Linked DNA regions of Homo sapiens: region 1 is linked to region 2. A link is a loop called in an ENCODE intact Hi-C map of the cell type or tissue named here. Cell type or tissue: ovary. All regions are shown on one strand. Links, peaks and the distances in the headings refer to the core of each region. The heading gives the core; the rest is flanking DNA.

Evidence for each region. Peaks named below come from ENCODE experiments on the same cell type or tissue, not always from the same donor. Only the 100,000 strongest peaks of a DNase experiment are listed, where the experiment ranks them.
Region 1: a loop joins it to region 2, with 7 times the contacts of the local background. A loop is called at or near these places in 1 of 110 quality-filtered maps.

What each region holds. Positions count from the first base shown.
Region 1 is chrX:24,370,155-24,382,843 of GRCh38, forward strand. No RefSeq gene overlaps it. Among named protein-coding and RNA genes, the nearest start is that of SUPT20HL1, 16 kb to the left of the region's middle. RefSeq lists enhancers at 1,352-2,127, 5,840-6,366. In ovary, for the core only: no CTCF peak of the experiment used is centred there; no DNase peak of the experiment used is centred there.
Region 2 is chrX:24,642,661-24,655,349 of GRCh38, forward strand. PCYT1B (phosphate cytidylyltransferase 1B, choline) reads right to left here and starts at 4,687. Exons shown (of 8, transcript NM_004845.5): 1 at 4,329-4,687. The coding sequence starts at 4,445. It overlaps PCYT1B-AS1 (PCYT1B antisense RNA 1), which reads left to right and starts at 7,413. Exons shown (of 2, transcript NR_046638.1): 1 at 7,413-7,489. RefSeq lists an enhancer at 4,883-4,932. In ovary, for the core only: no CTCF peak of the experiment used is centred there; a DNase peak (open chromatin) is centred at 4,751; H3K4me3 peaks cover 1,756 bases.

The DNA.
Region 1 (12,689 bases), core at 4,681-9,680, 270 kb before region 2:
CTAAAAATATATCTATACTTTTATTTAAATCTGTCCTCAGTCTGAAGCTTCTGCATGAGTTGGAAATAAAAACATTTCTTTGAGGTAGAAGGGGTGAGTCTAATTGTCCTTTGGGTGATCTCACAATGAATGTAGCAGGGAAAGTTCAACTGAGAGAATTTAAAGAATTATAGGAGAGTAATTGCTGCAGAATACCACTGTGATCCAGAGTGTAGAGATCTAGGTCATTCACCTTCAATAATTTGTCCCAGTCCCAATTACTACATCACTAGTTCTAAAGCTTTAGAAACCCCTTGGTAAAGATTAGTCAAGGTTTCAGGTAATTTACAAGCCAATGCAGAAAAACTTCTGAGATGTTGCTTTTGAAATTTGGAGCCAGGAAAAGCTTTGTCTCTCCTGAGAAGGCATCCTTCCTCCTTTCTGATAACTGTAGTTGTGCAAGTTCTGAGGTTTCTCTTTGTGCCTCAGCTGCCGGGAAACTCAAAACCAAATTTGTAGCTCAAATCGCTGCGTTTACATTTATGGTTGGCACTTCAGCATTCCTCACTTCTTATTTTTTATTTCTACTTTACTAGTTCTTTTTATTTGTCTTTTGTCTTGGGAAACTGGAAACAGCCCCCTCCATGTGTCAACACATCCATCAATAAATAGTAGCTTCTATTCATTTATATATGCTGCCTCTAATCCTTTTAATAACCTAGTCATAATGTCCATTAGGTATGATTATCCTTACTTGCAAGTGAAGAAACAGGCTCAGATAGTCCTTGCCTGAGGCAATAAAGCTATTAAGTGGCACAATTTTTCAGCTCCCTTTCTGTCTGCTTCTGAAGTCTATGCCTTGTGCCTGGGTACATGTAACTGATGCATTGATGAGTCTCAACTCAGTGGTGGACTATACAGGTGAAACCATTTTATTTTTCCCAACCACTGCTTTCAACCATGCAGCACCAAGTCCCTTTTCCCATCCTTTAATGACACCTTGGGTGGACCTCATGACTTGCTGGGCTCTCTTGTTTGGTAAAGCTGACAGTCCCAATTACAATTTCAATATCGTATTCTCTGGTCTGGTGGGTGGGGGAGGACGAGAGAAGGGAGAGAGAAATCTTCCTGCGAAAATGGTCCTTTTGCAGGTGTGATGCTCTGATTTGCTGAGTGAGGTGAAGGGTCTCTGAGCACGGGGCTGGTTCTTTTTTCTGCGGCGACGGTGTTGAACTTCACTTGGATTCTGACTCCTCTGGGGCCTCTTGAAGAGCGGCTCTCTTAGTAAGCCCTGCTGTGCTCCTTCCTGTGGAGCCTTTCCAAATTCAGAAGCTGTGGGCTCACGGGATCAAGGTGGAAGTGATGCTCCCATTTGCTTTCCGGGCACACCGCCCCTCAGTACCTTTTGAACCGCTCACGTTCAGATGTCTCTAGACCACAAGGGGGCACCAGACTCCAGGTTCACATACAACACATCCCTCAAAGAATATGCGTCAAGCTCGCCCACAGTTTCCAAGGCTCCAGGGTGGTCCAGTGTGGGCCTGCGGGTCTGTGCAGCTCCACACGAGCCCAGGCAGTAAAACTGGATGCCAACTTTGCCTTCATGCAGACCTCCGACTCTCCAGGAGCGACCCTCTTAGAGGTCTCCCTTCTACATACAACTCTTGGCTTGGGAGAGCAGGGGAGTCCCAGCACTCCTTTCCTCACCCCTTCCTACTCTGTCCCAAGAAAAGAAAAGCTCCCCCCTCCACCCCAGGAACACTCAACTTCTCTCCCTCCCCTTCCCATCCTCCCGTAGCTACAGAGGCTGGAAAAGAGTGGTTGAAGGGAACGGTCAGAGTCCAAATAGGGCCAGTTCTGCCATCTCTTAGTACTCTCTGAGAACGTGTCTGCTGGCTGGTTGCAGCCCCTCGTTAGGATGTGGGAGCACCTGATGCTTTTTGTTTCCACCTTTGGCAACTCTGGGACAACAGGAAAAGTCCTATCATGCGTGAGCGCCACACACACACGCGCGCGCGCGCGCACACACACACACGCACGCACATACACAAGCACACACACGCACGTGCACACAAGCACGCACACACGCACGCGCGAACACACGCACGAGCACACACACACACAGTGCTTCCCAGCCTTCTCCCATCCTTGCCTATTTAAGATCTCTGGCTTTGCCCTCCCAATTTCCAATGGGAAAGAGCAGAAGGAAAAGCGATGAGGCCTATGGCTGGTGAGACAGGTTTTGGAAGGACTGTTTTGGGTGAGTCTGATAAACTCTAACGAGTTTATTGTAAGACTTGAGAAAGTCAGTGTGAAGCGGGAGGCAGCTTGAGAAACTTTAGCTCTCTACGCCTGTCTTCGCTATGGAGCGCATTCTTTGATATGGAAAAGTGATGCTTCTAAGAACTGTGTAAAGTGTTATGCAAATAGAGCTTCAAAACAAATCCCCTAATGCCCTGCCTTCTTCTAAGCAGGATTACTCTTGGGCTCTAAGCGGCTCCTCTACAGAAATGTTAAACTTCCACTGGAAGTAAGAAGGGGAAGGGGAACGGGGTGATTTTTAACAAGTGATATTTGGAGCTATGCATCTTTTTCATACTCCCTGAGAAGCCAGTTATTTTGAAATGATTGTTTGGCAGTGTTTGGAGAGTGGGAGGTTTGAAGTTGAGATTATGGAGGCTCTTATGGTTATTGATAATGATGAGTTCTACTGTAAAACCATGGTAGTGTGGTTGCCTGTGGTTGATGTCTTAACAGGATCTTTGCAGGAGAGGAGGTCAAGGAGTTGAAGGCCCAGGCTACTGGAAGGATTATCTATGTGGATACCAAAATCATCAAGAATTCATACTGCTGGCATAGTGTTGAAGAGGATGATAATGAGTCAGGCCCTAGAATCTTCAAGGTATGGTGGGGAAGAAGAGGGGTTTGGTTTTAGAGGTCAATTACATCAAGATGACCCTTAATATTGATTGTAGGGAAACTGCTTCAATGTCTTGTGTGTGTGTGTGTGTGTGTGTGTGTGTGTGTGTGTGTGTGACAGAGTCTTTCTCTCTCACCCAGGCTGGAGTGCAGTGGTGCCATCTCGGCTCACTGCAACTTCCGCCTCCTGGGTTCCAGCGATTCTCCTGCCTCAGCCTTCCGAGTAGCTGGGATTACAGGCGCCTGCCACCATGCCTGGCTGATTTTTTGTATTTTTAGTAGAGACGGGGTTTTGCCATGTTGGCCAGGCTGGTCTGGAACTCCTGACCTCATGTGATCTGCCCGCCTTGGCCTCGCAAAGTGCTGGGATTACAGGTGTGACCCACCGTGCCCGGCCTTCAATGTCATTTTTTAAGTATTGAGAGCATGCTTACATGCAAGGCCTTTTGCTAGGTAATGGTGGGGAAGAGTAGGGCACATTCTCTGTCTTCAGTGGGATTAAAGTCTACTCAGAGAGAGAAGGGAAATAAATGATTTTACATCAAGGAGACGATGACAAATATCATTAAAAATAAATCTTACTGGATGGAATTGGGGAAGGCCTCACAAAGGAGGTGACCCTCAGGTGACCTTGGCTTGGATTTTGTTAGGTTTAGATGGGGGCGGGAAGAAGGTGTTCTAAGTAGAGGAATCACACGAGCAAAGGAACAGTGGAGGATGATCAGCGCAGAAGAGGCGCTATCTATAGCATGGTGTACGTGCAGAGCGGAAGTGAAGGAAAGGGCTAAGACAGGCTGGCTCCGTAGCATGGATCTTCTTGGTAATTTAAATGAGACAGATTCTACTGTTTGAATTAGGAAGCCAGGTGGGGCATGGTGGCTCACACCTGTAATCCCATCACTTTGGGAGGCTGAGGTAGGCGGATTGCTTGAGCTCAGGAGTTTGAGACCAGCCTGGGCAACATGATGAAACTCCGTCTCTCTCAAAAAAAAAAAAAAAAAAAAAAAAAATTAGCTAGGCGTGGTGGTGCGTGCCTGTAGTCCGAGCTACTCGGGAGGCTGAGGTGGGAGAATTGCTTGCCCAAGGAGGCTGCAGTGAGCCATGATTGCACCACTGCACTCAAGCCTGGGTGACAGAGTGAGACCCTGAGACCCTGTTGCAAAAAAAAAGAAAAAAGAAAAAGAATAAGAATAAGGAAGCCAACAGAATCACAGGATTGAAAATGCCTAAAGGGAGAAAAAGAAATTCTAAAGCTCTTCTTCCACTTAACAAAGGCTTCTAACCGAAATATTTGTTACCTTGTGGAAAACAGAATTGACAATTTCCGTATTATTATTACCAGGGCAACACATTATTTAATAAGATGACCAACCAGAGTTGCAGACTTTTAGGTGTTATAGGTGCCATTTCACAGGACATAGCAACACACTCTGATATCCAGGTAACTTAAGAGATACATTTCTTTAGAAATAACACTTCCAAGGACAGTTTTATAGTAACAAAACAGACTAGGATTATGGTCTTTCATCCAAGCCTCCACGCTGGCAAGGAGAGTGGGATAGATACTTGCATGAATGTTCCCCATTAGAATTTTATGACATGGGACTGGCTCTGTGTCACATAATAGTGTCTGCTTCTCTGAAGCTGCAGGGAAGAGGGAACATTTTCTTTTTATTTTTCTGAGATTTTTTCACCAGAAGTTGGGGCTGGTCGTTAGCAGGTTAAGTATTAAAATTACAAGAAACTTAAAAATTACAATATGGGCCAAGTGCGGTGGCTCATGCCTGTAATCCCAGCACTTTGGGAGGCCAAGTCAGGTAGATCACTTGAGGTCAGGAGTTCAAGAGCAGTCTGGCCAACATGGTAAAACCCTGTCTCTAGCAAAAAATAAAAAAATTAGCTGAGTGAGATGGTGCGTGCCTGTAGTCCCAGCTACTTGGGGAGGCTGAGGTGGGAGAATCGCTTGAACCTGGGGGCAGAGATTGCAGTGAGCCCAGATCACGCCACTGCACTCCAGCCTGGGTGATACAGTAAGACCTTGTCTCCAAAAAAAAAAAAAAAGAGAAAAAATAATTACAATATGGAAAAGAAAAAGGCTATAGAGAAGTTTAACAAAGTAAATATGAGGCAGATAATATTAGGTCGAACCATATGAGATTGTTGATATTTGATACTTTTGCTCCATTAAAAAGGCAATTTCATACAATTCGATGTAAAATCTACAGTTTCAGTCTTGAATGCCAAATGAGAAATATGAAGTTAATTTGGGAAATATTGGGGAGCCACCATTGGGGGAGAAACGCTATGATTGGAGCTGTGGTTTAGCATAGTTTATGAGGCAGGAATGCGAAGGAGGAATTGGAGGGGGAGAGCCTGGGGGTCAAACCATACTTTTATACCCACTGTACTTGAAAGAATACCCCTAGATTCGTTGATAGTATAAATGCACTGAGGAGCTACAATACTGTTCACCTTTTAAATTAAAGATTAAGAGTTCACAACTTCTTCATCTAAGAGGTAGAAATAATAATGGCTACTTCACAGGGCTTAGGTAAGGATCAAATGATATTATACATGAACAAGACATTTAGAAACACTGTATCTCATCTCCTGCTACTTGAAATGTCTGCAGCTCAGCAGCAGCGTTATCACCTGGGAGCTGGTTAGAAATGTGATTCTCATTCGCCTTAAATGCTCCCTGTACCATGGAGACGGACCCAGCATAGGAAAGCCACACACTCAGCCTGGATGCGTGGAGTGCGTGGAGAGGCTGAGGGACTCACCGGAGGGCACCCAGCCAGCCCACAGACAGGGAAGTGGGGAGGGGGCGGAAACCCATGCCTTCCAGCTGAGCACTGGGAGTGTTAGCCCAGTAAGTATTGGCCAGTGAGGCGCCTCGTGGTCAGAGCAGAGCCACCAGGTCCCACTGCCCCCAGCCCCTGCACAGCCCTCCCTCCTGCCTGGGTGAGGGAAGCTGGAGGTCATCGGAGATGCTGACTGCTGCCACCCCAGGTGCTCCCGCTCTGTCATAGCACTGATCAGTGACAACTTACAGGAATGTAGCAGCGATGGAATTACCTGGAACAGATTTGTGTGTGTGTGTGTGTGTGTGTGTGTGTGTGTGTGTGTGTGTGTGGTGGGGAGTGGGGGGGGTGCAACTAAACAAACACAAAGTTTTCTGTGTCAGGTATTGGGCTGGACAGGGCAGTTGTGTGTTGGGGTGGTTTTTTTCTCTATTTTTTTGTTCGTTTCTTGTTTTTTAATAATGTTTACAATGTCTCAATCACTCTTTTATAAAGATTCCACCTCCAGTCCTCTCTCCTCCCCCCTACTCACGCCCTCGAGGCTATTAGGAGATGCTTGAAGAACTCAATAAAATCCTAATCCAAGTCAAACTTTGCACATATTTATATTTCTATTCAGAAAAGAAACATTTCAGTAATTTATAATAAAGAGCACTATTTTTTAATGAAAAAAATGTGAATCTCAGGCTCTACTGCAAACCTGCTGAATCAGGATCTGCATTTTATTTTATTTATTTATTTATTTATTTATTTATTTATTTATTTATTTAGTAGAGACTGGGTCTCTATATGTTGCCCAGGCTGGTCTCAAGCTCCTGGCCTCAAGCGATCCTCTTGCCTTGGCCTTCCAAAGCACTGGGATTACGGGAGTGAGCCACCACGTCCAGCAGGATCTGCATTTTAATAAGATTCCCAGGTGATTTGTATACACAGTCAAGTTTGAAAAGGACGGCCCAATCCCAAAACAATTACATTCAGACTAAAATATCTTTTCCATCCATTGAATGTGTCATTTTTCAACATTTAGTGCATGGTCATTGTCTTCCCTAATCAAATCAGAAAATGCAAAGTTCACATGAGGTGGCATACCATCGTTGAAACAGTGGCCTTTCAGATCCTGACTCTTGATGCTTGCTGTCTACTTACCTTGGGCAAACTGCTTCATCTGTATAAGCCTCCTCTGTGTCCTCATCTGCAAAATGGGTTTGAGAGTTCCAACCTCCCCAAGTTGCTGTGATGACCGATAGACATAATGCATGTTAAGGATCATACATAGAGCATAGCATGATGTGGTGAATAGTCACCAAATTGTACTTACTTGTTTTTAAATAAGGAAACTCACATTCATATGGTTTAAAAAAAAGATCAAGAGTTCAGTGATAGGGCCACGATGAGTGGATTATAAAAATGGGCTTTCATACCCCAGTAGATTTGAATCTTGCCAGACTGTTCTACCAACCTAACTTAAACACATACACACACACACACACACCCCTACATCAAGGAGGAAAGGAGGCATTTTCAAATCCACGACTCTCCCCACTTGCCATCCCACCCACACAGATCCCACACAGCTAATTCAGACACCCTTCCTCCAATGAATCCTCTTGAGAAACACAGATATATATCTACAGAGTAATATTGTGAATGGTGTTTACTGTTTTTAATACCTTTTTGAGGATAAGGCAGACTGACAAAAGAATCCAATCCCATGGGCTTGTAAACTACTCAAAGAGCTTTTTTAATAGGGCTGTGGTAGCTGTTTGGTATCTCAGAATAAATCTAAGTCATAGAATAGGCTCAATAGCAGGAAATGCTCTTATCTCATTGTTCCTCAGACCCAACCATGCATTGGAATCGCAAGGGGGCTTGTTAAAACCCAGATTGCTGAACCCCACTGTCTGAGTGTCTGATACAGCAGGTCTGGGGTGGGGCCTGAGAATTTGTATCTCTAACAAGTTCCCAGGGATGCTGATGCTGATGGTCCTGGGACCATACACTCGTTGAAAGATGCTCTACTCCATGGAGAAGAGTCTGAATGTGCCAGTGAGAAGGATGATCTACTCTTCTACTCTGAAGAAAGAGAAGCATGAAAGGTTTTTTTTTTTTTTTTTTTTTGGATAGAATACTCAGGTAACTGTAACTGAAGTCAACCAAGTAGGTCTGGGTGGGTGGGCCCTGAGAATTAGCATTTCCAAGTTTCCAGGTGTTGCTGCTGCTGCTGCTGGATCAGGGACCATCCACATTTTGAGAACCTGTCTGGATGCAAATCACATGGTGGCCCTCCAGGGTGAATGCTGTAATTCCAAATTTAAACCTGAGTTATTGAAATGTAAACCCATTTAAATGGCTTAAACCCATTTAAACCATTCAAATACTAGAATGCTGGCTGTCTTCCAGACTCAATACCTTTTCATAGGGAAATGGGTAGAAAAGAGAGAAAGACCCCATGAGAGGGGAGAGAAGAGAGAGGAGAGCAATTGCATGCGCTAATAATCTCTTGCTGGAGACCCATTGGTTCCCAAGTCATCAGATCTCCAAAGCTAAAATTATATCCATGTGAGTATTTTAGGCCATAGAGAAAATAGGAAAACATCAAAGGTGATGGTTTAGACACAATGCTATTACGATTCATTTTTTAAACCTGCTGGCTATGTTTGTTACATCAAAACCTTCTTTTGAAAGAGGAAAACTACAACCATTACTCTTTGACCTAAAAATTCTTGGAAACTGGAAGACCTGAATTTTCTAAGAATCAACTCTTGGAATGATGTTTAGTTAATAAAAACACCAAGTTCCTTTGCTATTCCTGGGGAAGGAGTGCCAGTTTCAAAATCCTTTCCTCTAGTTAAAAATAATGCTATCAAATAAGTAACTACAAAATAATACCTTCTTTATTATATCAAAGATGAGCTTAGAGGCCTTAAGAACTGATTTCTTGTCAATATCTCTTAAAAGAGGAGATAGTTATGGCAAAAAGTGAGGGCTAGAGTGTGTAGAGGGATAAAGACATCTCTATTTAATCACGTCTTGAAATTATAGCGTTGTCAGCAAAATAATAATATTATTATTGTTTTTGAGACAGAGCCTCACTTTGTTGCCAGGTTAGAGTACAGTGGCATGGTCTCGGCTCACTGGAGCCTCAGCCTCCTGGGCTCAAGCGATCCTCCCACCTCAGCCTCAGCTGGAGTAGCTGGGATTACAGGTGTGCTCATCCACGATCGGCTAATTTTTCTGTTTTTGGTAGAGATGAGGTTTCACCACGTTGCCCAGGCTGGTCTTGAACTCCTGGGTTCAAGCGATCCTTCTGCCTCAGCCTCCCATAGTGCTGGGATTACAGGCGTATGCCACCACACCCAGCCAGAAAATATTGTCTGAGAACTAGCAATATTCTGGTTGCCATACTTTTTTTTGTTTGTCTTTGAAGCAAAGCAAAAGCATAAGCATAGTCATAAGGCAAGAATCTTGGTCTTATTTTTTTCAATCTCATGATTACTTTCATAAGGTAATAAGCCATTGAGGTGACTAAGAGATTAAGCAATTAAGAAGGGAAGGTTTGCTTTACAATCCTTTCTTTGCATGACCCATAGATACCATTCCTCTCTGCTCCTCCGTAATACCTAGGACCATGCTCCAAGCCCAGAATTATCCCTGACTGAATTAGGCTCTTTGGACTGCCTTCTGTTTCCCTTTGAAACCTGTATGTGGAGAATGGATTCAGTTGCAGAGAAATAAGCATGAGTATACGAATGATAGTACAATTTTGTATTTCTAGTCATCTGTTACATTGATTTTCTCAGCCACTATTCCTTCAAAAATTTTCTTCCAAAAAGAACACTGTGCCCTTTCTGACCAAGGTAAGATCAAATCTGCTTCCTCTGGTCATGAGCGAAAATCTCTCGATCAAACTTTCCACGGGAGGAGTTAATGTCAATGTCACTGATAATCTTTAACCGAGGTTGCCAGATTTACCAAATAAAAATGCAGGTTGCCCAATTACGTTTGAATTTCAGGTAAACAAAGAATAATTATGTTTTAGTATAACTACATCCCACATGTGGAGATTCAAATTAAGATGAAATAAAATTTAAAATGCAGTTCCTTTATTGCACTAGTCATATTGTTAAATGCTACATGTGGCTAGTGGCTAGCACAATGGACAGTGTAGCCTAATGCGGGCTGTAGAACATTTTCATCATCACAGAAAGTTCTGTTGGACACTGCTGTTTACAGCAAACCTGGGAGATGTTCCTGGAGACTGGATCCCAGGCAGATAGTTCAAGCTAGTAGGCTCTTGATGCACCATCTATTCCTCCTTCACATATAAAAATGCAAGTGATCCCCAAAGGCAGCAGGGAAAAGATCCTACCGGCCATTGCCTTTTGGGATAGCCCAATCCTGTACCTATTATAGGGCTGAATTGGCCAGTGCCGTGCAGAACCGATCGTTAAATTCATAGCTATTAGCATTTCTCCTGCGAGAAGCAAACCCTTTCTGTTTGTATAGGGCTTTGCAGATAATGAAGCATTTCCAATTCCACTTGAGATTTTTTTTTTTTTTTGGCCAGTGCTATTATTTATTTATATAACCTCATGCATTTATCAGAAGAGGCTTTTGAATGTTCTTACCACATAGGATTTTATCCTCACAATCATCCTGGGTGGTAAGCAGGCCCATGAGAAAAATAACAAGAACATGAAACCAGTTCCAAAAGAATTGCCTCATGCCATAAGGCAGGTTCTCACACTTGAGCTTCCAATCAGAATGCCCCCGAGGGCTTGTTAAAACACAAATTGTTGGGACTCAGCCCCAAAGTTCCTGATGCAGTAGGTCTGGGCTGGGGCTCAATAATTTGTATTTATCACAAATACCCAGGTCAAAAACGTCGGTCTGGGGACCATACTTTGAAAACCACTGCTATTGTGACATGGCCCTGCCCCAGTCTAATGATATAATGAGTTTAGGCTTTTTTTTGTTTCTCTGACCTGGCAGACTCCTCACACTGTTAGAGCTGCTTTGACGAGCTACGTCTGTTCACTTATTTGGGTTGTTATCACTTTTATTCTTTGCACAGCTTTTATCCATCTGCTAGTTTGATAATAAACTGAAGTGAGAACAACTTAAGCCAAGTTCAAGTTGACATTCTCCCTGTCTTTGCTTCTGACTGTGGTGTGCCCAGATTGTAGACTGGCCAGGCTCACTGGGTAGATATTTTAAATCCTCACTTGTATATTCACAAACTGAGCATTGGAAAAAGAAAAAGAAAATAACTTGCTCAAGTCACAGAGCTAGGGAGAGGTGGAACCAGGATATGAATCTAAGATTTCTAACTTCAGTTTTGGTTCTAAGAATATTCCAGGGTTTGTGAAAGTGTTCTGAGGTTTATGATTTTTAAAAAATAATAGTGGAATCTGTTTTCATTTCAACTGTAAAAGCCTCCAAGTGTTGACTGGCTGTTTGGGGCAGTCAAGATCCTATGCCTGTTAGTAGCAGGCCTGTTCCAGCATCATCTGCTTGGTTCTTTTGTCACTCAGGTGATGGCCTCATCTGCTATGGGGGTTTTGACCATTCTACAGCTTTCAATTATTTTTATTCAATTGTCTAACTTATTCTCGCAGTGGATTATTGGGTTCAGAAAGGAGGCATCAAAAATACTGATTTTAAAGTAGAATGAGCTACTGAACTGTACACTTAAAATGGTTAAGATGGTAAAAAAAAAATAGAATGAGCTGATGAGGGACATAAAAATTATAATTCTGAATTTTGACCTTACACCTGTAAGGAACATTCATATTATCATTTCTTACTACATCAATATATCTCTAGTTCTTCAAAATAAAAGTTAAAAGGATAAAAAGGAATATGCACTATATGGATAGTGGATATGGATTAAAAGATTTTATATGGATAAAAAGTTTTTATCCAACTTGGCTTTTCCTTTATTGAGAATAAAATTATCCATTTCCACAGCATATTACTTCTGAAGAAGTGCTTGCAAATAGCTGCCAAAAAGTGCTTGTGTCTCCTCTTTTAGAAACAAAATACAAAAATTATAATAATAAAGGAATGTATTTTTTAAAGTGCAAAAGTCAAGAATTCCAAATAACAGGCCATGGAAGCAGTCTGGATGGATTCAACACACAGTTAAATTTCAATCTACTTATTAATACACATTTGATCCCCAAACATGATATTAATATGTCATTTTGAATTTGTAGATAAACCATGTTCTTGCTTGTATACTTTAAAAAAGTATTCGCTATGACTTTTTTTGAATTGTTTTTATTTTTATTGATAAATAATAGATGTACATATTTTGGGGTACATGTGATAACTTGATATATTCATATAATGTGTAAAAATCAAATCAGAGTAATTGGGATATCCATCACCTCAAATATTTATCGTCTGTTTATTCTAGGACGAATTTATTTTCGTCTAGCTATTTGAAATGTGCAATAGATTATTGTTAACTATAGTCACTCTACTGATTTATCAAACTCTAGGTCTTGTTTCTTCTAAGCGTATGTTTGTACCCATTAATTGATCTCTCTTCATGCCCTCTGATACGGTTTGGCTGTGTCCCCATCCAAATCTCATCTTGAATTGTAATCACCACAGTCCTCACATGTCGCAGGAGGGACCCAGTGGGAGGTAATTGAATCAGGGCAGTTCCCCCATGCTGTTCTCGTGATAGTGAGTGAGTTCTCAGGAGATCTGATGGTTTTATAAGCATCTGGCATTTCCCCTGCTGGCACTCATTCTCTCTCCTGCCACCCTGTGAAGAGGTGCCTTCAGCCATGATTGTAAGTTTCTTGAGGGCTCCTGAGCCATGCGGAACTGTGAGTCAATTAAACCTCTTTTCTTTATGTATTACCCAGTCTCGGGTGTTTCTTCATAGCAGCGTGAGAATGGACTAATACACTCCCTCTTCCCAGATTCTGACAACCACCAAACTTCTCTCTGCCTTCATGAGATTCACTTTTT
Region 2 (12,689 bases), core at 2,647-7,646:
AATAACCTTAGGCAGAATTCCAGTTGACCACAGTAAATACCCAAGGAAGCTCACGTTTGTTTATTTTCGCCAATATTGCGCATTAAGAGTGTTTCACTTTTAAAATGTATGCTGTTCTGGGTGGCTAAGTAGATGGCAATATTAGCAAAGGAAGCCATTGATGTCTCTGGAAATCTGGTCATCTTTTTGAATACTAGCAGATGAGCATGCTACCTCCAAACTGACATAATGCACCTTCTGCAAGACAGCAGTCTCTTGGCACTGCTCCACTTTGAAGTAAAACCCGAAATGAACTCCTCCTGCTAATGTGGCATGTTGAACCAACCCTTTTTTATTTCCAAGGCCTTCTCAGTTGATCCATAGTATATCCATCTTCATGGAAGTGACTATTGCAGTCTAGAATTACAATTCCTTCTGACAACAGAATGCACCCCTAGAAGAACTTGTCCAAGGTCATTAACCAAATTCTCAAGCAGACAACTTTCAGGGTGGCTGGGCCTTGTTAGAAAGGGCTTCTGGGACACCTGCTGAGCCCAGAGGATCTTTCTAGGCATAATCTGAGGGCTGGGAAGATATGAGGACACAGTCCTTGCTCAGAGGAGTCCTTGTATCTCAGGAGTTAGATTTCCAAGAAGGGCTATTACATCATATCACCCAAGGCCACTCAGTTTCTCATCTTGACAGTCAAGCTGATGAGTCACCTTGCATCATGTTTAATCAGGAAAATAGTAAAGAACTGAAAACAAGTCAAGAATCAAGAGTAAACATTGTAACAATGTAAAGAGTTCTCAGAAGCATCTCAAATCAGAGCACCATGGTAAAATGGTAAGAGTAGTAAGATTATATTCCTAAAATATAGGCTCTATCATAAAACCTAGGTAATGCTTTTGTTATTTCTTTTCTAATTTCTTTATCAGAGTTACTGCATTCTATTTAATCGTCTCCTTTCTTATATTTTCCTCTAATGAAGAATAAGGCAGGTAGAGAAACTACAAGTTTTCCTGGCAGAAGAACTTCCCCTTGAAATATAATTCAATCATATCTGCAATATTATTATCAATTTGTTACTTACAGGGATCTAAAATATAGACTGCTTTAAAGTCTATTTATTCACTCACGTATGCCAGCTCCCCACTTCATTTCAGCAACTAGGAGAAGGAGCCTGCCCTCTGAAGGAGAATCCAAGTGTGGAGCTTCAATCCTAAACAGGCCCCCTGCAAATATTTCATACACTTTCCATAGTTAGTTAAGCAACTCAGTAGCCACACTCTGTTGATGGCTGTGGTGTCAGTGACCCACATACAATTTGGAGCTATATGCCTGGGTGCTGGGAGAAATGCAGAATTTATACAATTTGAAATATGAAGACACTAGCAAAGCTACAAGATCAACAGAAACTACTAAAAACCAGAGAAAGAAATGCTAATTTCATGTTTTCACTTGCTGCTCACTCTCTTCATCAACAAACTTTTTTATTAAGTAGTTAGCATGTGCCTTAGTTATTAAAGTAAGATCATTAGCAAAGGAAAGTTAGGCTATAAAGTATAAATCTAAATTTAGAATATAACCCTACAGTGATCAAAGTTAGCTAATAAGAGAGAAGGCAATTTGAAAATTTTAGTAGTGTTTTATAAATTGGTTGCAAGCCCCTGTTTAAACAGAGTCAAATTTCAGTAGCCCATGACAATGATGAACAACGTGGAAAATTTTGTATCATAAGTAAATCAAAGCAGGTGCTTCAACAGTTCAACTTATGTACATCTGTATCATACCTATGCATGTGCATGATACACACACACACACACACACACACACACACACACACACACGAAACCAGAACTGCCAAAAAGATGGGAAGGGAATGTATCTCACTTATGAGTATGTTATAGAAGAAAGATCTTCCACTTTTCCGGTGTAGAGCTCTGGGTTCAAATCCCAGCTCTGCCCCCTTCAAAGCAGTGTGACCCTTGGGCAAGTCACTTACCCTCTCTGAACCTCAGTTTCCTTATTTCTACAATGGGTGGGAGGTGAGGGTGTAGAGCACATTGCCAGCTTTGCGTGGTTCTTGTGAGTTACCACCTGGAATAAGCTGTCACGAGTGAAAGTGGAAAGTAACTTGGCCAGGTGCAGTGGGTCACACCTGTAATCCCAATACTTTGGAGGCCAAGGTGGGCGGATCACCTGAGGGCAGGAGTTCGAGACCAGCCTGGCCAACATGGCAAAACCCCGTCTCTACCAAAAATACAAAAAAATATTAGCCAGGCATGGTGCTGCCCACCTGTAATCCCAGCTACTCAGGAGGCTGAGGCAGGAGAATCGCTTGAACCTGGGAGGTGGAGGTTGTGGTGAGCCAAGATCAGGCCACTGCACTCTAGCCTGGAGGACATAGTGAGACTCCATCTTAAAAAAACAAGAAAGTAACTTGAACTTTCTTCTTTCCCTTAATTTTCTCTGCCCATCTCCCTCAGGCAGAAGCAATCAAGAAGCAGAATAGCTAAGAGGTAAAAATGGAAGGAAAAATAGTAGGCAAAAGAGACTGAAATGATGCACAAACTGGAGCTGGATGCCGCCTTTCTCTCCTCTGCCCTTTACCTCTGTCAGGAAGGTATGTGATGCAAATTTGAAGATTGTGGTTACTTTAAAAAATATATTTTTGGGTAAGCATGGGCACAAATATATATACATATGTGTGTATATATGTATATATGTGTGTATATACATATATATATATACACACATATATATATTGGTCCAGTGCTGTGGCACAAGCCTGTAATCCCAGCTACTTGGGAGGCTGAGGCAGGAGGATCACTTGAGTCCAGGAGTTCAAGTTTGAGGCCAGCCTGGAAAACAGAGTGAGTCTCTCTCTCTATTTATGTGTATATATGTATATGTGCATATGATAATCTTGTAATATGCTTTTAGTGGTCATTTTCCTTTATGCTAAACCATAAGTTGTTTAGTGACTCAAAGGAATCCCTTAGTAACAAACTTATTGGGATGGTTTGTATCTCATGAGAACATAGACACTGCACTGTGTATGTCATTCAGTAAGTGGCTAAAGTGCTAGGGCACAGTTACTATTAAACTGCCCTAAGAGAAAACATTTTTAAAAATAGAAGCATAGGGGAAAAAAGCCCACAGGGCTCTAATATAACTTCCTCTGTATTTGTGCTTTTTAGGAAGTTGTTCTAAGCCTCCTTTGAACCCTTATTAACTCTTATTAAGAAATAACAGTTTTATGATGGGTTGGCCTTCTCATCTGCGAGCCCTAATTTTGCAGGTTCACAGAAAATGCTACATCACAAAATCCTTTTTTAAAAAACTCTTCCCAGGGTCAAACTCCACAGCCAATCAAAATATTCCACCTTTTAACTTGAGGGAAATCGCTAAAGGAAAGGATAGCTTTAACTAGTGTGTCTTTTGGATTGGGGGACTCAAAGAGAGGTCTCCCCAAGTTCCACAAGACTTCGGACCACAGAAAACCCACCACCCATGCGTGTTTTTGATTCCTTGAGGACACATGCTGAGGTGGTTGGGAACGAAGTTTCACATCTACCTAAAAGATCATGACCAGGGATAGAGAGACGACCAAATTTGGGAGAGCAGTTACGGTGCAGTTACGGAGGCGGAAGGACGCTCTCAGTACCCCGTTTCCACACTTTCATTCTTAAAGGCATGCAACCCCTTTCTAAATAAATGTAGCTCCCCAGGTTTCCACTACCTGAAGAGAAACCCTCACAGCACACTCTGGAAATGTTTTACAATTCGTTTTAAATGCGTATTATTTCTAACTAAATCATTGAGGGACTCCTATGTATTTATTTATTTATTTATTTTGAACATTTTCAAACGGATGGGGAAGTTTTGCTTCCATGTTTCCATTTTTTTCCCCCCAAATTGGCATTAGGCACCAAAATCAGTTGAGGAACGAAGCATTCCTTAGCTAGAATTTAAAACTTAACAAGGGACTCTTCCCGAGCTTGGTAAAGAGAATACCATTTTAAAATTGCACTGTAGGATTTTTTTACCTTCAGACAAGAACACACCTAAAAGGAAAAAGGCCCTCCCCTCCTCCCGAAGCACAAAAACACAGCATATCCCAAGCAGCCCGTTTCCTACCCAGCCAATACAATAACGCTTTGTAAACTGAGAGCAGCGCCCGGTATAGAAGCTAAGTATAAACAGCTGAGAAGGATTAGGCGGTAGCGCTCTTCTCATTTACATGAAAATCCTCTAAGCATCGTTTTCCTCGCTGGCTGCGGGCGCATAAGGAACTCTTTTATGCCATAGCCACGCATACATTTCCATCCTTTGTCTTTACTTACCAGTCGAGGCTGTGGGCATGTGTGCTCTATTTCCTCCATGGTTTCTGAGGGAGGCTCATTGGAAAGGGATTTTGGGATACCTGTTTCTGACTCAGCATCAGTGGTAACTACTGGCATGGCCAGTGAATGCTCCCTCTAGCTCTACACCCTCAGAGAGTCTCCTCCCAGGCAGAGAATGTTTTCTTTGTCACGTATTTTTCTCCCCTCTACCCTCCACCCATCCCCCCGCTTCTTCTCCCCTTCTTTCTGTCTTCCCTAGGGGAAGTAAAGAGGTTACCCCCCGCCCCTCTCTCTCTCTCTCTCTCCCAGAAGCCAAGAGGCAAGGCCTCAGTTTATCACTATAACAACCAGACGACACTGAAGCGGCTGGTGCGGGATACAGTATCTCATTTGCATAGAGCGCGCTGGTTGGCTACTGTCATCATAGTACCACTCCGCCGGGAAGCGGCCGGGCCCCATTGGCTAGCCCTCCGTACCCACGGGCCCGAACTTGCTGCTTTTGTTTCTTCTGTTTAATTCAGTTGCAAAGGTCTCCGTCCTCTCTGGGCACGGGACCCGGGCTGCGCCACCCAGATAACATAAAACCGCTTCCTGAGGGGCCTAGGACGCCTTGAGAAACAACATAGCAGACCTCCACTAATAAAGGACCATGTCCCTGGGATGAGCTAGTGCATGATGTGCTGTAGTCAGGATATTTGCCAAATAGGAGTCACCCTGAAGACAAAGCCACTTTTGAGCCCAAATTCATTGTGCTAATTGCCAGTGGAGGGCCCCTCCGGGCATTCACTATGGGCACCTGAGTGTTCGACCCCTGGACTTCATGCAACGTGAACCCTGGCAGATCCCCTCGTGGCCTGGTGTAGCCCTGGAGCCCTCCCCTGGGGCTGCCCTAGGGGGAACTTTGAAGGAGGTAGATTGTCTTTAACAGCCTGCCTCCTACTCCTGGCTGCCCTTTCGCAGTTGCTTCCTCTGTCAGCCACTCTTCCCCTTCCCCAGCTATTCAAAGTTTCCTCAAGAAGTCTTGCTGTTGTGTGCCTTTCAATACACTGTTCCATGCACTGCTCTATTTTCTCTTGGTTCCTACTTTACCAGTCGTGGGTCCCATTTCCGAAGTACCCTGCTCTCAGCCAAATGCTCATGGCAATCAGAGATGGAATGTTAACGATCAGGTGCTTTAATGTCTACATTATCTAGGGACATTCACATTTTAAGAGGAGCATTCTGAAGACACACATCCAAAGAACTTACCAAGGTATTCATTGTGAATTGTCACTTTTAATATTAATAAAAAATCATGATGATCCCTGGCATTTATTAAGCACAAGCACGGTGCTAAGTACTTTACCTAGTTCTTGTTTAATCTTTGTGAGAACCCAAAGAGGTAGATCCTATTGTTATCCTCATTTTACAGGTATTCACATTCACAAAATTCTAAAATAATGCAGCTGGGATTTGAAGGAATTTTTTTTTTTTTTTTTTTTTTTTTTGCGAAGGGCGAGGTGGTGGGGGCGGGCGCGTAGGGACCAGGGATGCAGCAGGTGTAGTAAGAAAAGGATCTAGGCAGGAGTCCTCTTAGGACAAGTCCCTGGGCTTCTACATCTTTCATTTTTATCTACAGTAGTGGTTTTCATTCAAGTGTGGTCTGGGACCAGCAGCACCAACATCAGCATCACCAGGGAACTTGTTAGAAATGCGAATTATTGGCCCCCTGCCAGACCCCGGACCTGATTCAGTAAGTCTGGGGTGGGGTCAGAATTTGCTTTTCTAGAGAGTTTCTGGGTGTTGTTAATGCTGCAGGTCTGGGAACTATACTTTGAGAATCAGTAGCCCAAAGGATGGGATAAAAATACCGGGCTTGCCTCCATCACAGAAAGGAGATCAAATGAGATATCATGTCATTGCACTTTTTGAATTAGAACGTGCTATGCTAATATAAGGGGACATTATTTTTATTACTCCTCAATAAGCAAAGAGGGCTAGTCCTAAAAGAAGAAGAAAATGGATTCTGTAGCAGAGAATTACAGTTTGACAGTTTTAGATGCTGGCCCTTTAAGTCAGAATAACATCACTTAAGAGTATTATGACCTATACAGGACAGAACTCCAGTGTTGTGAGAATTCCAGTGATGCTTCCTACCCTATTTGCCCTCCTGGAAGCACAAAACACTTCCAGCAGCAGGTTTAACTCTACCAGCTCATCACCTGGAAGAGCCAAGCCCTGTGTTACATTTAGGAGCCCTTTTCCTACGTGTACTGGGTGACGTGCAAATGACATGGTTATTCTAATCTCAATATATGTATTTTTGCCTTAGAGCAGTGGTTCTCAAAGTGTACTTCTCCAAGAAGTGCAGCAGCAGCCCTGGTCACTTGTCAGAAATTCTGGATCCCCACCCCAGACCTACTGAATCAGAAATTCTGGCTTCCCACTCCAGACCTACTGAATCAAAACCTCCTGGTTTGGGAGGCATTCTGACCCACGCTAAAGTTTACAAACCACTACCTTAGAGTCACTGTTCACATTGGAAAGCACCTAAACCCCACTGTATTCTTGGCCACTGAGCCACCCCTTGGTTCCTAATTGGTCACCTAATTCTCTCTCCAGAATGAGAGGTTCACCTGTTCACCTGCTCATTTTAAAGAGTTCTGATGTCTAGCTGAGTCCTTGTGAACTCTTGTCCAAGAGCCTAGGCCATTCCTTTAGACTCCCAATATCTTCTGTCTCCCTTCCTCACCTTCTTCTCCTCCTAATCCTCCCCTGTCCCATTGAACCAAGATACTGCCTTTGCCTAGGATATCTTCATTGTATTACCCACATCAAATCCTTAGCTTTCAGTGCTACTTTGTGCTAAGTCCGTCACACCTGACACTTACTCATCCCAAGTCCTTGAACTTTGAAATTTAGACTTCTGTCTAACTGCCCTGAGGGTCAGCTCTATAACTAATTCCATTCCCACTAATTCTGCTCCAGCCTAGTCCTGGCTTCTTCCTGCTCCTCTCCCCACAGTCCTGTGATTGAATCTCAGCATGTCTTGCAGTCTTAATGGCAGAAATAGGCTCTTTCAGGCACCACTCTGAGAGGAGTCCTTAACAGATCCACCCACTTTGGAGACCAGTCCTGGCAGCTGCTACAACCTGACTCAGAAACTTCTTGATAATACTTGAGTGAGTTATTTTAACTTGGGGGCATTGTAATGCTATCAAGACAATTAGCTAAGAATGATCAGTTAATTCCACACTACAGAGCTAAATATTCCATAAGGGTTATGAAGGGGATGACTATGAAGGGATAGCAGGAGAGAGTTTATTGGGGTAATGGAATTATTATGTAGCTTTTTTTTTTTTTTTTTTTTTCAGACAGGATCTTACTCTGTTGCCAGGCTGGAATGCAGTGGTGCAATCTCAGCTCACTGCAACCTCTGTCTCCCAGGCTCAAGCGATCCTCCCACCTGAGCCTCCCAAGTATCTGGGACCACAGGTGTATGCCACCACTCCTGTCTAATCTTTCTATATTTTTGGTAGAGACAGGGTTTCACTGTGTTGCCCAGGCTGGTCTGGAACTTCTGGCCTCAAGTGATTCACCTTCCTCGGCCTCCCAAAGTGCTAGGATTATAGGCGTGAGCCACTGTGGCCGTCCAAGAATCATTATGTATCTTGATTATGGTAATGATTTCAAAAAATCCATGCATGTGTTAACTTCATTAGAAATTCCATAGAGGATATTTGTCAGTATATGCTAACAGCCTTTAGAATATTCATACCCTTTGACCTAGGGATTCCACTTGGTAATTTATCCCAAAAGAAATAGAGAAGCACACAAATAATTATGTACAAAGATGCTTAATGCAGAATTATTTATAAAAGGCAAAAAAGATACAACTTACAGCAATAGTAGGAATAGTTCAAATAAAAATAAGTCCATATAATATAGTATTGTACACTCACTAAGAGTCATGTTTTTGAAGAAATTCTAATGTTATGGGCACGTGTTAGCATTATAGTGTTAGAAAAGCAGGCTGCAAAATGTGATTCCAAAAACATGAGCCCAATTATGTCATATGTACATGCACAGAAAAAAGCATTGGAAGGAAATATATCAAGATGCTAAAAGTGAAATCTTTAAACTGTGGGGTTATGGAAGATTTTTGTTTTACTTTAAAACAAATTTTTCTGCCTTTAACAAATATTCAAGGCTGGGCGCGGTGGCTCACGCCTGTAATCCCAGCACTTTGGGAGGCTGAGGTGGGTGGATCATGAGGTCAAGAGATCGAGACCATCCTGGCCAAACAGTGAAACCCCGTCTATTTTAAAAATATAAAAATTAGCTGGGCGTGTTGGCAGGAATCTGTAGTCCCAGCTACTCTGGAGGCTGAGGCAGGAGAATCGCTTGAACCTCGGAGGCGGAGGTTGCAGTGAGCCGAGATCACGCCATTGCACTCCAGCCTGGGCAACAGAGCGAGATGCCATCTCAAAAAAAAAAAAAAAAAAATATATATATATATATATATATATATATATATATATATATATTCAAAAATGAGCATATATTATTCTTTTTTTTTTTGAGACAGGGTCTCACTCTGTTGCCCAGACTGGAGTGCAGTCACGTGATCACAGCAGCCTCGACCTCCCAGACTCAGGTGATCCTCCCACCTCAGCCTTCCAGGTAGCTGGGACTACAGGACACGCAACCACGCCTGGCTAATTTTTTGTAGAGATGGTGTTTCACCATGTTGCCCAGGCTGGTCTTGAACTCCTGAGCTCAAGCGATCTGCCTGCCTCGGCCTCCCAAATTGCTGAGATTACAAGCATGAGGCACCGCACCAACCCTATATTAGTCTTATAATTAGAAAAAAACAATGAACATTACTGTCCTCCCCAAAGTCATCAAGAGCTGGGTATTAGGGTTGGGGTGAGACAGGCATGGTTAGCTCATGAGCAAATAGAAAGATGCACAGACCTCAGTGAGAGGAAACAAAAAAGCTGAAACCGAGGAACAAAGCTGGAGCAAAGTCCTAAAGTCCTATCTCCAGTTAGCAGAGGCAGAGGAAACATGTTGGAGGTAGGCTGTTCAGAAAAGTCCCAGAGAATGTTTAGGAACAGGGCTTCTGAGTCCCATGACCTCTACAAGAAGAGCATGCCTTCTGTGAGAACTTGTCAGATCAGTGCTGTCCCTAACAAGGACTATCATGATTATTTCTACTGTTTATTGAGTACCTCTTATGTCTTTAGCACTATGGTATTAGGTTGGTGCAAAAGTAATTGCAGTTTTTACCATTAAAAGTAATGACAGGCCATGCGTGGTGGCTCACGCCTATAATCCCAATATTTTGGGAGGCCAAGGCGGGCGGATCACCTGAGGTCAGGAGTTCAAGACCAGCCTAGCCAACATAGCGAATCCCCGTCCCTACTAAAAATACAAAAATTAGCCAAGCGTGTTGGTGGGCGCCTGTAATCCCATCTACTAAGGAGGCTGAGGCAGGAGAATCGCTTGAACCCAGGAGGCGGAGGTTGCAGTGAGCAGAAATCACACCATTGCACTCCAGCCTGGGCGACAAGAGCGAAACTCCGTCTCAAAAAAAAAAAAAGTAATGACAAAAAACCGCAATTATTTTTGCACCAACCTAATGCTTATCATAGCCTACCTATAGCCCTGACAACACCCAATCAGATAGGTATAGTTGCCCCACTTTGAAGATGAGGAAGCCAAGCCATAGAGACCTTAACTTCAGCTTGGAACACACCTACAAATGACATCTACCTTCCTACAAGCAGTCCTCACATCAACGTCATCAAATTGTTGAAAACATTATTTTCGGCCAGGCACGGTGGCTCATGCCTGTAATCCCAGCACTTTGGGAGGCTGAGGCGGGCAGATCACTTGAGGTCAGGAGTTCAAGACCAGCCTGGCCAACATGATGAAACCCAGTCTCTATTAAAAACACAGAAAATTAGTTAGGCGTGGTGGCACATGCCTGTAATCCCAGCTACTCGGGAGGCTGAGGCAGTAGAATCGCTTGAACCCAGGAGGAGGAGGAGGTGTCAGTGAGCTGACATTGCACCACTGCACTCCAGCCTGAACGACAGAGGAGACTCCATCTTAAAACAAAACAAAACAGTATTTTCAAAGATCTGCAAAGAAGAACTACTAGGTTGGTGCAAAAGTAAATGCAGTTTTTGCCATTGAAAATAATGACAAAACCGCAATTACTTTTGCGCCAACCTAATAAAGTACTCTCTTTGGAGGAGATGCTGTCTGAACCCTGCCGAAATCCCCTCAGGACTTACCATAATGACTATGACGTTACCATAGTCAACACCTGACCCACTGTCAACTGCCAGCACCTGCATCTCTCTGCCTGAGGGCTTTATCTGGCCATTGGAAAGCCCTGCCCTCCCAACACCACCATTAAGTCAGAACTAAAGGGCCAGAAAATTAACAGCCCATATCCCCAAGAGCTCTCAACCAATGATTGATAGAAGTCAGTGTATAAATACCCTAGTTTCCTCAGCCCTCAAGTGAAATAACTCTGAACTGCATGTTCTACCCTAACTCCCAGAGTCCCCCAGTGGGATTAAGTTCCACTTGCCACAGGGCACCCTTTATCAGTTGCCTTCCTTTCCTTGTTTCACTTACCCATGCTCCTGTATTTCCTGGAATCGGATCATCTCCCAAATAAACTACTTGAACTTGAATCTTTCTTGCAGAGCCAGCTTATGGGGCATCTCAGAAGGTCTCAAGATACCATTAAGGTGCCCACCATAAAATTCTTTTTTTTTTTTTTGAGACAAAGCTTCACTCTGTCACCCAGGCTGGAGTGTAGTGGTGTGATCATCTTGGCTCACTGCAACTTCTGCCTCCTGGTTTCAAGCGATTCTCCTGCTTCAGCCTCCCAAGTAGCTGGGATTGCAGGCACACACCACCACACCCAGCCAATTTTTTTGTATTTTTAGTAGAGGCGGGTTTTCACCATGTTGGCCAGGCTGGTCTCAAACTCTTGACCTCAAATGATCTGCCCGCCTCAGCCTCCCAAAGTGCTGGGATTATAGGCATGAGCCACCATGCCCAGGCCTGACTCTACTATTCCTTCCACGTTTCTTTTCTTTCTTTCTTTCTTTTTTTTTTTTTTTTTTTTGAGATGGAGTCTCACTCTGTTGCCCAGGCTGGAGTGCAGTGTGGTGCAATCTCGGCTCACTGCAACCTCTGCCTCCCAGGTTCAAGCAATTCTCCTGCCTCAGCCTCCCAAGTAGCTGGGATTACAGGCATGCGCCACCACGCTCAGCTAATTTTTTTGTATTGTTAGGAGATACGGGGGGTTTCACCATATTGGCCAGGCTGGTCTCGAACTCCTGACCTTGTGATCCGCCTGCCTCGGCCTCCCAAAGTGCTGGGATTACAGGCGTGAGCCACCGCGCCTGGCCCACGTTTCCTTTTTTATTCATTTTCTTCTCACTGCCCCAGATTTACCAAACAAGAAATTTATGGCGGGGTGGCGTGACTCACACCTGTAATCCTAGCACTTTGGGAGGCCGAGGCAGGTGGATAGCTGGAGCCCAGGAGTTCGAGACCAGACTGGGTAACATGGCAAAACCTGGTCTCTACTAAAAATACAAAAACATGAGCCAGGCATGGTAGCATGTACCTGTAGTTCCAGCTGCTCTGGGGGCTGAGGCAGGATTGCTTGAACCTGGTAGGCAGAGGTTGCAGTGAGCCGAGATTGCGCCAGTGCACTCCAACCTAGATGACAGAGTAAGACCCTGTCTCAAAAAAAAAAAAAAAAAAAAAAAGAAATGTATCATGAAGAAGGAAGGGAGGAAGGGAGATGGAAAACACGGGGTAAAGATGACAGAAGAATTTCAGATTTCCCAGAAAGCATTATTACCTCCTATGGAATTTTGCTACTTTTATGTCTCTGTTTTGAGCCACTTTCCCAGTTGTCCACATGTGGCTTAAGGTCTGGGCCTAATAGTACAGGAAAATACTCTACCATACTAAGTAATGAAATCCATACATAAATCCTTTCCACCCATTCCAGGAAAATTATAGTAGTAAAAATATTTTTCAGTAGAAAGCGTTTCACCCCTCCCTTGGTGCTTTTACACATTGACTTATAATAACACTATGAGACTGACATGTTTTTATACTGAAAAATTTCAAATGAATGAACAAATTCAGAGCAGTTAAGTGATTTGACCATGGTCACATAGTAAGTGGTAGAAGTATCACTTGAATCCAGGTCTCTTGAATCAAAGTTCAACACTGTTTTCCACCAAACCACGCTGCCTCATTGTGTGATACACAGTAGTTAGATTTGCTTTATTAACAAGCCTGCTGAGCTAACTCATGCAGATCTCATCATCTAAT